Regions from separate parts of the Homo sapiens genome. Here region 1 is linked to region 2. Evidence: read pairs that join two places in POLR2A ChIA-PET (ENCODE). Cell type or tissue: B cell. All regions are shown on one strand. Links, peaks and the distances in the headings refer to the core of each region. The heading gives the core; the rest is flanking DNA.

Region 1 (5,379 bases), core at 159-5,158, 72 kb before region 2:
AACTTAAAATTCCTAGTTTTAACTTTAGGATATATGCCGTCAGAATCTGAGTTGTGCGGCTAGAGGCAGTTATGAAATATCAACTTTAAAACCTCAAAAGCACATTTATTGCCTGAATGAACTAGTTGGAAAATGAAAGCAGGAAATAATTCCAGGGTTCTCTTTTCCATGGAGGTATTTTAACCTCTATAAGGAACATTTTCCAGAGGCTGGGACACTGTATTTATACTCCCTAGATGCCTGGAAAGCTACAGTTGGTCTCATTGCCGCCTTATTAATTATATTGAGCCTAACTCTAAGGTAAATCTGAGTCCTCTGGGGTGGGTGGGAGTGGGGGTGATGAGAGTACTGTTTAGCTCTTTGTTAGTCTAGGGATACAGAAGGTATCATCTAAACAGCTGAAAGAATGCAGATGAGAACAGTATTTTAAGGCTTATTATTTTAAGCAACAGTCTAATATTAGCCAACCTAATATGAGTGTGATTGTTTTCTCCAAAAGTGACCATATCTGTTAAAATGTGTGATTCTATTACATTTGAAATATTAAAAAGAAAAAAATTGTTCTAAGACTTTTAAATAAATTTGCCAGACTAAAGAAGACATATCCTGTAAAGCCCATCTCACATATGGACTTCATAGGCCATTCTCAGTTCAGAATCAAGGAAAGGTTTGTGTGAGTCTGACAGATGTTGTCATCTTGATCAGCCGTCGTCTGTGGGGCATGGAACCTAGGAGTCAGTTGTCTGGCCTTTGAAGTCAACAAACCTGTGTTCAAATGCTGGCTCAGCCTAGTTACTCGTGCACAGACTGTATCCCATGCATACAATCGGTGAATTAGGCTGGGCGTGGTGGCTCATGCCTGTAATCCTAGCACCTTAGGAGGCCGAGGTGGGTGGATAACCTGAGGTCAGGAGTTTGAGACCAGCCTAGCCAATATGGTAAAACCCCATCTCTACTAAAAATACAAAAATTAGCTGGGTGTGGTGGCACGTGCCTATAATCCCAGCTACTTGGGAGACTTAGGCAGGAGAATCGCTGGAACCCGGGAGTCGGAGGCTGCAGTGAGCTGAGATAGCGCCACTGTACTCCAGCCTGGGTGACAGAGCGAGACTTCATCTCAAAAAAAAAAAAAAAAAAAAAAAATTGGGGGGTGAATTAAGACTTTTCAGAGATGTTTTAAAGGTGAAGAATCTAGCACTTCACTTAGAAAATTAGACTGATTTTTTTTTCTTTTAATACAGATGCTCAGACACGGGGGGGAGGGGATTACAAATGGGAGTGGTGGAAAGGGCTATGGACGTGGAATTTTTTGGTAATGATTTAAAAGGCTTAACTTAATTTGAAAATAGCAAACCTTCTGTTTTGTTAATAATTTATTTTTTAAGATTAAACAGGTGTCAGGATAAATGGCATTAGCTGAATCCAGCTGTGTTAGATAATTACCTTTAGACAGACTTCTCTTCAAAGAATTTCATTTTTCTTTCCGTGAAGTTGGATTAATGATACGCTGTTTTAATTTATTTTTCTAAAGTTTTCTTCCTTTCTCTCTACTGAATCTTTATATTCAGTAGAAGACCCTGGAAATGAATTTTTCTGCCTAGTATTCGCATCTCATGGATAATAGAGAAATACTATTTTATTTATCCTCTTCATATCTAAGTCACCATCTGAAGTGCTTTCGGGGGCAGAATAGAAATAAGGAAACCCTACTGGCTCTGCAATCAGAGGGGTGGTGGGGACTGAGCCAAGGGAAAAGGAGAGGGAGTAGGCTCTCCTAGAGCCAGCAGCTGCTGCTCAGTTACAGCCGCCCTTTGCCACATGAGATGCAGACCAACAATTGCTAGGTCTTCCAGTTTTCCCACAGACACTGGCAATCCTGATTATTAGGTAAGATTTCCTGATTTTTCAAACTGATCTTAAGGTCACACAAAACCTATCTGTGAGCTCAGCATGGCCTAATGACTGCCAGCTTGTTTTTTGTTTGTATGCAATAAGTCTATAAAGTTGATTTGGGTTGGTTGGTTGGTTTGTTTTGTTTTGTTTTGTTTTGACACAGTCTCGCTCTGTCGCTCAGGCTGGAGTGCAGTGGCACAATCTCAGCTCACTGCAGCCTCTACCTCCTGGGTTCCAGCAATTCTCCTGCCTCAGCCTCCTGGCTAGCTGGGATTACAGGTGTGCGCCACCAAGTCCCGCCTCAGCCTCCCAAGTAGCTGGGATTACAGGCATGCGCCACCACACCTAGCTAATTTTTTGTATTTTTAGTAGAGAGGAGGTTTCACCATGTTGGTCAGCCTGGTCTCGAACTGCAGACCTCAGGTGATCTGCCTGCCTCAGCCTCCCAAAGTGCTGGGATTACAGGTATGAGCCACTGCATCCAGCCAGTAAGTCTACAAAGTTGAATCTGTGCTCTAGAAATGCAAGATTGGACACCTATCATGAAAGGTAACCAATAAACCATTAATCATGCATCCAGTCAGACTATATAGTCTTGAATGTTGGGAAAGTGTTACTGTTTTATCAGTGGACACAAATGTCAGTTTTAAATGCAGTATTTGTGAATAGCTTGGCAGACTTTATTTTCTAAATAATTCATTCTATGACTTTACTTTTTATTAGCAAATAAAAAGAAACATTGGTGGAAAACACGCCCGGCTTTACCAAACTCTGAACGAAGGCAAACAGTTGGTGGCGTCTGTGAGCTGTCCTGAATTAGAGGGCCAGATCGCAAAACTGGAAGAGCAGTGGTTGTCCCTGAACAAGAAAATTGACCATGAGCTCCACAGGCTGCAAGCTCTTCTCAAGCATCTGCTCAGGTCAGCCTTTTTGGGGGTGGATTGGCTTCATATTGTGCTGTGAAGAAAGACCTCGGGGATTCTGTAGTCAACTAAATTTTACCTGCAACCCACCTTATGCTGTTTTTTCTTGGGCAGTCTAAAGCAGTTGGGTCCCTCTTCTGGGCTAAACGCGATGTAGAATCTCTGATGGTTTGCTAGACACAGTATAACATGTAATCAGTTTGCTGTGATCGTTTTTTCTTTTCTTTTCTTTTCTTTTCTTTTTTGTTTTTAAGGAGGCAAGGTCTTGCACTGTCACCCAGGCTGGAGTGCATGGAGTGCAGCAGCACTATCATAGCTCACTGCAACCTTGAACTCCTGGACTCAAGCGATCCTCCTGCCTCAGCCTCCCAAGTTGGTGTGACTACAGGCATAGGCCACCGTGCATGGCTAATTTTATAAAATTTTTTGTAGAGATGGGGTCTCACATTGTTGCCCAGGGTGGTCTCAAGCTCCTAGCCTCAAGCAGTCCTCCTGCCTCAGCTTCCCAAAGTGCTGGGATTACAGGTGTAAGCCACTGCACCCAGCTAGTTTACACATTTCTATAGAAGCTAGGAATTATGTTATAAAATAATATATAGGTTACCTTTATACCATGATATTGCTCTTTCCAAAAGTTTTAAAATTAAAAAAATTAAATGATTTTAGCTAACAGAATAGTTTGAAATAGGCTTTTGAGTTCTTTGGAGAATTTGTTGTGCTTAGTTGGTATAATCTTGAACCGTGTGAGGAAGGAGGAGAACATAGAACATTTAAACATCATTCTCATCCCTGCATCTTAATCTAAGGCAGTTTAAAAGTTACAAGAAGGGCAGAATATTGTTTGAATATTTTCACTACCTCGGGCAAATACGTTGGGTGTTCAGCCAGCAGCAGTTTGTTGTTATACAGCTTATACAAATGCTGGTTGTGTGTGTGTGTGTGTGTGTGTGTGTATGTATGGTGTGTGTGTGTGTGTGTGTGTGTGTGTGTGTGTATGTAATTTTATTTATTTTTTGAGACAGGGTCTCACTGTGTCACCCAGGCTGGAGTGCAGTGGCGTGATCGTGGCTCACTGCAGCCTTGACCTCCTGGGCTCAAGTAATCTTCCCACCTCAGCCTCCCAAGTACCTGGAACCACAGCACATGCCACCACGCCCTGCTAATTTTTGTATTTTTTGTAGAAATGGGGTTTTTCCATGTTGCCCAGGCTGGTCTCAAATTCCTGGGCTCAAGCCATCCTCCCACCTTGTTACCCCAAAGTGCTGGGATTACAGAAGTGAGCCACTGTGCCTGACCTATATTTTTAATATAAACAAATTTATAGAAGACATTTGATGGATAAAAATCTCTGTTCCTTCATTGGGTATACTTTTGTGTAGCTGTAATAAGAAATAAAGAATGCTTTAGACTTCCTCATTATTATTATTATTTTTTTTTTTATTTGAGACAGAGTCTTGCTCTGTCGCCCAGGCTGGAGTACAGTGGCGCAATCTCGGCTCACTGCAACCTCCACCTCTTGGGTTCAGGCGATTCTCCTGCCTCAGCCTCCTGAGTAGCTGGGACTACAGGCGCCTGCCACCATGCCTGGGTATTTTCTGTATTTTTTAGTAGAGACAGGGTTTTACCATGTTTTTCAGGCTGGTCTCGAACTCCTGACCTCAGGCAATCCACCTTTTTCGGCCTCCCAAAGTGCTGGGATTACAGGCATGAGCCACCACATCTGGCCTAAAATCCTCACTGTTCTTGCTGAGCTGTAATGAAGAGAGTCCTAGAAAATGCCAGGAGCATCATGGTATAAAACATGATATAATCCTTATTAACGTCATGATATTCTGAATGTTAGGACTGATCAACATAGGAGGACATACAATAAAATAAGAAAATTTGCTGGTGATGCATATCATTATCAGAATATGTTTCTAATCTGCCTTCTCTCTCACTTTGCTCCTGTTAGTTATAACAGAGATTCGGATCAGTTAACCAAGTGGTTGGAATCTTCCCAGCATACTCTGAATTACTGGAAAGAACAGTCCCTCAATGTGTCTCAGGACTTGGATACAATCAGAAGCAACATCAACAATTTTTTTGTAAGTTGTAATAGCATATGTTCAGTTAATTACTGGTCAGAAATAAATATCAAGGAAAAAGCATCAGGGTTGATGTGATAGTCTTCGTATTTATTTGTGGATAAGGGGTAAGACTTGGGCGAATGGCAGCTGTGTTCTTCAAACCTAGAACTGTTTATACTGTTCATTCGTTTATAATAAAATATGTTTTTAATTGACCCCATAAAATATATCTGAATTTAAAACTTGCGCCAGGTGCAGTGGCTCACGCCTGTAATCCCAGCACTTTGGGAGGCTGAGGCAGTGGATCAGCTGAGATCGGGATTTCGATACCAGCCTGACAAACATGGAGAAACCCTGTCTCTACTAAAAATACAGAATTAGCCGAGCATGGTGGTGCATGCCTGTAATCCCAGCTCCTCGGGAGGCTGAGGCAGGAGAATCACTTGAACCGCGGTGGGTGGAGGTTGCAATGAGCTGAGATGGCGCCATTGCAC
Region 2 (5,379 bases), core at 70-5,069:
CACAGTGCACACAGGGTGGCCAAGTGGAAAACACATCTCTTCTGAATATAACCTGGTGGTGTTCATTTGTACTCGGGATCAGTGTTAGGAACTGCCTGATTTAAAATTCAGTTGGCGGGTTAGCATTTTATTTTCTTATATCAACCTAAACACTCAATGATCGGAATTGTGTATTTATATGAAGAAAAGTAAGAGAATAGGGGCTGGGCGTGGTGGCTCACCCCTGTAATCCCAGCACTTTGGGAGGCCAAGGAGGGTGGATCACTTGAGCTCAGAAGTTTGAGGCCAGCCTGGACAACATGGTAAAACCCCATCTCTACCAAAAATACAAAAAATTAGCTGAGTATGGTGGCCAGCTGCTTGGGAGGCTGATGTGGGAGGATCACTTGAGCCCGGAGGTAGAGGTTTCCGTGAGCCAAGATCGCACCACTATAACAGAGTGAAACCCTTGTCTCAAAAAAAAAAAAAAAGAGAGTATGAAAATAGTGGTCCCATCTAGTAATATAGTAGTAATCTCAAGTTATTTAAATATGAAAGTGACCTGGAATGAAGCTTATATTGCCTTTCTGTAGATGGTGACAGCTACCATTTATAGTACAGTCCTCTTATTAACTGAAATTTGTTGAGTCCTGGGAACTGGATTTAGTCTAGTTAATAGTGGTTAAAGTAGTGTAGATTTTAGAAATTGGTATATTATCAAATAATTAAAATAGAATTTAACTTAGTGTTTGCTTTCTCACAATGTAATTTGGATATTAAAATTAATGCTGTGGTCTCATGTCACTTGTCACACAATTTGGACATCAGGGATGCCTAACTCTTCCAGAATGGCAAAACAGGTTCCTTATCTCTCTCCCTCCCCGCAGCCCACCCATGGGGTACAGCAGAAATATTATCTGATGATGACTAAAAATGCCATGTTTATTCGTGAAGAGGTTTTCCAGTTTTTTCCTATGACCATGCATTTTCTCTTCATAAATGTTATTTTTCCCAAATTGGGGAACTGCATCACTATCATCATCAAAGGACAAGACTCCAGAGACCCCACCTCTCTCCAAGCCACCACAGCTTTGGCTGGACTTTATCAGTTGGGGAGGCAAGGTCTGTCTGCCAGAATTTCTCCCTTGGGCTCATGAAGCCCTTGAATGGGCTCACGGGGAAGCTGTGGGCATCCACACTGCTGCATGCACAATTTGGTGTGTGTTTGAAGAGTTCGGTAGCTGATAAAAGATTGAGAGTTCCTGCTGAAGAGACTCAGTTTCTAAAGACCTCCCTGAAACCAAGTCTAAACTGGAGCCCTTTGGGGTTGGGTGGTATGGAGTAGATCCCATGCATACCCGAAGTCTGTGGGGCGATGGGCTCTCAACAGTAATGGCGCCACCTGTCAGTGCGTAGAGGACACCCATCACCGTGGCACCCCTCACATGGTTCAGCGCATAAGTCCTAGATGTTTCCAGTGTTTAAACTTTGTGTCAGGTGCTGACAGCACAAGGGTAGCACAAAGATGAGAGGGATTCCATGTGTACTGCCAAGTTCATGGTGGAAATCCACCCAGGGAAGTATCCCCTGAGCTGGGAGAAGGGAGGGAGGAACGGAGGTCCTTTGATGCTGACCCTCCTGCTGCCACCAACATCTCAAGAGGTTTCTTACTCTGTTGTAATCACAGGATCTACAGCGAGATATTGAACAACACAGCGCAGGGGTGGAGTCCGTGTTTAACATCTGTGACGTCCTACTGCACGACTCCGATGCCTGTGCAAATGAGACCGAGTGTGACTCGATCCAGCAGACCACCAGGAGCCTGGACAGACGCTGGAGGAACATTTGTGCCATGTCCATGGAGCGGCGCATGAAGTAAGAACTAAGCTCCCCCAAATGCCTTCAGCGTGGTCAGCCGAACTCAATACACCCTTCTGACCTCATTCACAGTAACTATTCTGTTCATTTCACTTAGAAATGCGCCAGGTATTGGCAGAGAAGGCCCAACGCTTATCAAAGGATTTATTCAAGAAAAATGTAACCGGAGTAATGTCTCTCCCCAGCTGTCCTGTGTGGGGTGTGGCTGTGGACTGGCCGCTGTGCTTCCGTTGACCTAGCTGGGCAGTAGTGGAGGCAGCCCTGTCTCCTGGTTTTTTAACCTCTGTGAAGCAGGAGCTCTGAGCTGCTTGGCGCTCCCAGGCAGGAGGAGCACAGACAAGAAGTGGCGTCCCTCTTATTTCCCAGAAGGGGTAACAGGGTCTCCCCCACTAAACCGTGCGGGTGTCAGGGGATAAAAGAAGTGCAAAAGCACAGGCTTGGAGGGGATGGCTTGTGTTAAGTTGCTTTGCTCCCATCAGAATCGAGGAGACGTGGCGCCTGTGGCAGAAGTTTTTAGACGACTATTCTCGCTTTGAGGACTGGCTCAAGTCAGCTGAGAGGACGGCAGCCTGCCCAAATTCCTCAGAGGTGTTGTACACGAGTGCCAAAGAGGAACTGAAGAGGTTTGAGGTAAACACCTTCTCCATCCCGGTCTCCTGATCATAACCAAGCCTGCAGCGAGCCTGGGGGCTGCTGAAATGACTTCCTCTAAGTAGCCAGCTTCCCCTCACCTCTGGCAAGGGCTGCCTAAACCACAGCCTGCCCCCAGCTGCTGAGACAGCTTTGCAAGACATTGCTGATGTACTCCAGCTGCTATGTAATGAACTTGAAAGCCTGTTCTGTAGCTGGCATCAGGACTGGTGAATTAGGCCCTCTGCTGCCATTGCAGTTTGGGGATGAACCCCTGGCAGCAGGTCGCTTGGGATGTAGAAGGGAAGGAGGGCGTCCTGGCACTCTGCATGCTTTGGCTCTGACCCCTCCCATGTGATGCAGGCCTTTCAGCGGCAGATTCATGAGCGGCTCACTCAGCTGGAGCTCATCAACAAGCAGTACCGGCGGCTGGCCCGGGAGAACCGCACAGACACGGCCAGCAGGCTGAAGCAGATGGTCCACGAGGGCAACCAGCGCTGGGACAACCTTCAGAGGCGGGTCACAGCCGTCCTGCGGAGACTCAGGGTGAGCTCCTCTGCACCTGGCTCGGGTGTAGATTTTCCAGGAGACATAACGCACGATACGCAATGGCAGGCTTGTGGCACAAAGCAGCAGGTAGAAGGTTTCACTTCAGGCCTGAGCTGTTTTAACAGTCCTCCAACACAAAGAAGCCCAAAGCTGCCAACGTTCGTTTTTTAAAAGGGGGATTTGCATGTGGGGCTTCTTAGGCAGGGCCTGTTGATGAGATTTGCGTTACCAACGCACAGCTCTTTTTACAACTTCTGTAACCCGTGGTGGTGTGCATGTTAGCTCAGAGTCCAGGGCGCCGCTTCGCTGGGTCTGGAAAAGGCAACACGTGGGCCCCTGGAAGGAGCCCCGCTTTGCCCATCTGTCTGTTTTTATGGGACCCCCCCCAGCTCTCGCACTGAGGAGGATGGACAAGGCACGTGAATGCAAGAGCCCCTGTCTGCACTGGGGGGTTGGGGACTGTGATTATTCTCTGAATTTCAGAGCACACAAAGGTTTGGTTTTTGAAGGTAAATATTCACCTTAGATTTCTGTCATTCAGAAGATGTGCTGTGTAAACCTGTGTGAATCCAGTTATAAACTGAAAGGACTGTCACAGGCAGGGACTACAGGACACAATTTTAATTTCTGCGTCTGTTCTCAGGGCAGAGCATGGTTGAACCCATTCTAGAAAGATGTAAATCTGGGCTTTCTTTCTTTTCTTCCTTTCTTTTCTCTCTCTCTCCCCCTCCCTCCTTCTCAGGAAGACATTGGCTTTTCTAGTAACCTAGACAACTCCCTTGCATTTCTTTCTGTCTCTCTCTCCCTTCCTGTCTCTCTCTCCTTTCCTGTCTCTCCGTCTTTCTTTCTCTCTCTTCTCTCTTTCTTCTTTCTTGACAGGGTCTCACTCTGTTGCCCAGGCTGGAGTGCAGTGGTGAGATCATAGCTCACTGCAGCCTCAAACTCCTAGGCTCAAGGGATCCTCCTGCCTCAGCCTCCTGAGTAACTAGGATTACCGGCGTGCATCACTGTGCCTGGCTGATTTTAATTTTTGTGGAAATGGGGTCTCACTATGTTGCCCAGGCTGGTCTCAAACTCCTGGCCTCAAGTAATCTTCCACCTTGGCCTCCCAAAGTGCTGGGATCGTGGGTGTGAGCCACCATGCCCGGCCTCTTGCATTAATTATCTCCTGCCGATCTGGCTGTGGCTAATCTGCCTTCGTTTGGCACTGAAGCTATACTGATCTGAACATCAGCTGCCTATCTGTGAAGCAGTAACCTGAGAGGCATCCTTAATTGGAGATGATACAACTGCTCTGAGTCTTCTTTCTCTGGGAAGACACATTCAGAATTCTATCAGTGAAGGCAGAAGGGGGCACCAGGCTGGCCTCAATCCTGATATCAAGGCTTTTCCATCTTGAAGCTACTAAATCCTTCCGTCAAGCAAAAGCTGCAGAAGGCCAATGTGTAAAACAGGCAGAAGGCCTGGCCTGGCCCCTCAGGGGGCTCTTCAAAGGACAGAGGAAAATCACTGATTTGGACTAGAGAATTTTAGAATTTCAAATGCTTAAGGACCTCAGAGACCATAATCAACATTCCCACTCTCTCCCCGACTTGCCAGCGTAGAAGCTGGGGCTCAGAGAAGTTGAGGGGGCTTGTTTGGTCTCACAAAGCCAGAACCAGACCCCAGCCTCTGAACAACATAGTGCTTCTGGGGCTTTCTGGGTACCCTAGAGGCAGATTTCTCCCTGAGTATTCTGGGTACCCTTTTCTTGTGGCCGAAGGTGGCCTTGCTGTCTGTCTGAACTCTTGTTCCGTGGTCAGTAGAAATGTGATTTCCTCCCCACTTTTGCAGCATTTCACCAACCAGAGGGAAGAATTTGAGGGCACCAGGGAGAGCATTCTGGTGTGGCTCACAGAGATGGACCTGCAGCTGACCAACGTGGAGCACTTCTCAGAGAGTGACGCCGATGACAAGATGCGCCAACTGAATGTGAGGGCTGCTGCTTCCCTAGCTCTTCTCAAAAGAACACACCTTTGCGTGGGAGAGCTGGCCAAGTGCAAATTTCACACGATACTCTGAGAGCAAATTTCAGAATTCTTAAAGCAGCCAGGCTACATCCCACCTGTGTACTACCAGATTATCACGTGCAAGGATACTGTTCTTTACGGTCCAGGAGTATGGGTGTCACCAGTGGGGCCAAGAACAGAGGTCCGCTCTCCCATTGTTTCTGATATCTGTATGACAGGCTAATCTCACTGTAATTCTCTCCTTGGCCAGATTTTGGAAGAGGTTGAGAAATGGAAATTTGCCTTCCCTAGTATAACAGCACCAGTGAATATTATTGTGTCAGCAAAAGCAAAT

Evidence for each region. ChIA-PET counts read pairs that join two places held together with the same protein. Peaks named below come from ENCODE experiments on the same cell type or tissue, not always from the same donor. Only the 100,000 strongest peaks of a DNase experiment are listed, where the experiment ranks them.
Region 1: POLR2A ChIA-PET joins it to region 2 with 8 read pairs; 5 of 35 experiments call an interaction of 5 or more read pairs at or near these places.

The regions. Positions count from the first base shown.
Region 1 is chr14:64,135,171-64,140,549 of GRCh38, forward strand. SYNE2 (spectrin repeat containing nuclear envelope protein 2) reads left to right here. Exons shown (of 116, transcript NM_182914.3): 79 at 2,617-2,813; 80 at 4,771-4,903. Among named protein-coding and RNA genes, the nearest start is that of MIR548H1, 43 kb to the left of the region's middle. In B cell, for the core only: no CTCF peak of the experiment used is centred there; a DNase peak (open chromatin) is centred at 2,781.
Region 2 is chr14:64,207,092-64,212,470 of GRCh38, forward strand. SYNE2 (spectrin repeat containing nuclear envelope protein 2) reads left to right here. Exons shown (of 116, transcript NM_182914.3): 101 at 1,667-1,854; 102 at 2,337-2,487; 103 at 2,851-3,033; 104 at 4,870-5,007. Among named protein-coding and RNA genes, the nearest start is that of ESR2, 85 kb to the right of the region's middle. In B cell, for the core only: no CTCF peak of the experiment used is centred there; DNase peaks (open chromatin) are centred at 2,114 and 2,550; H3K27ac peaks cover 2,907 bases.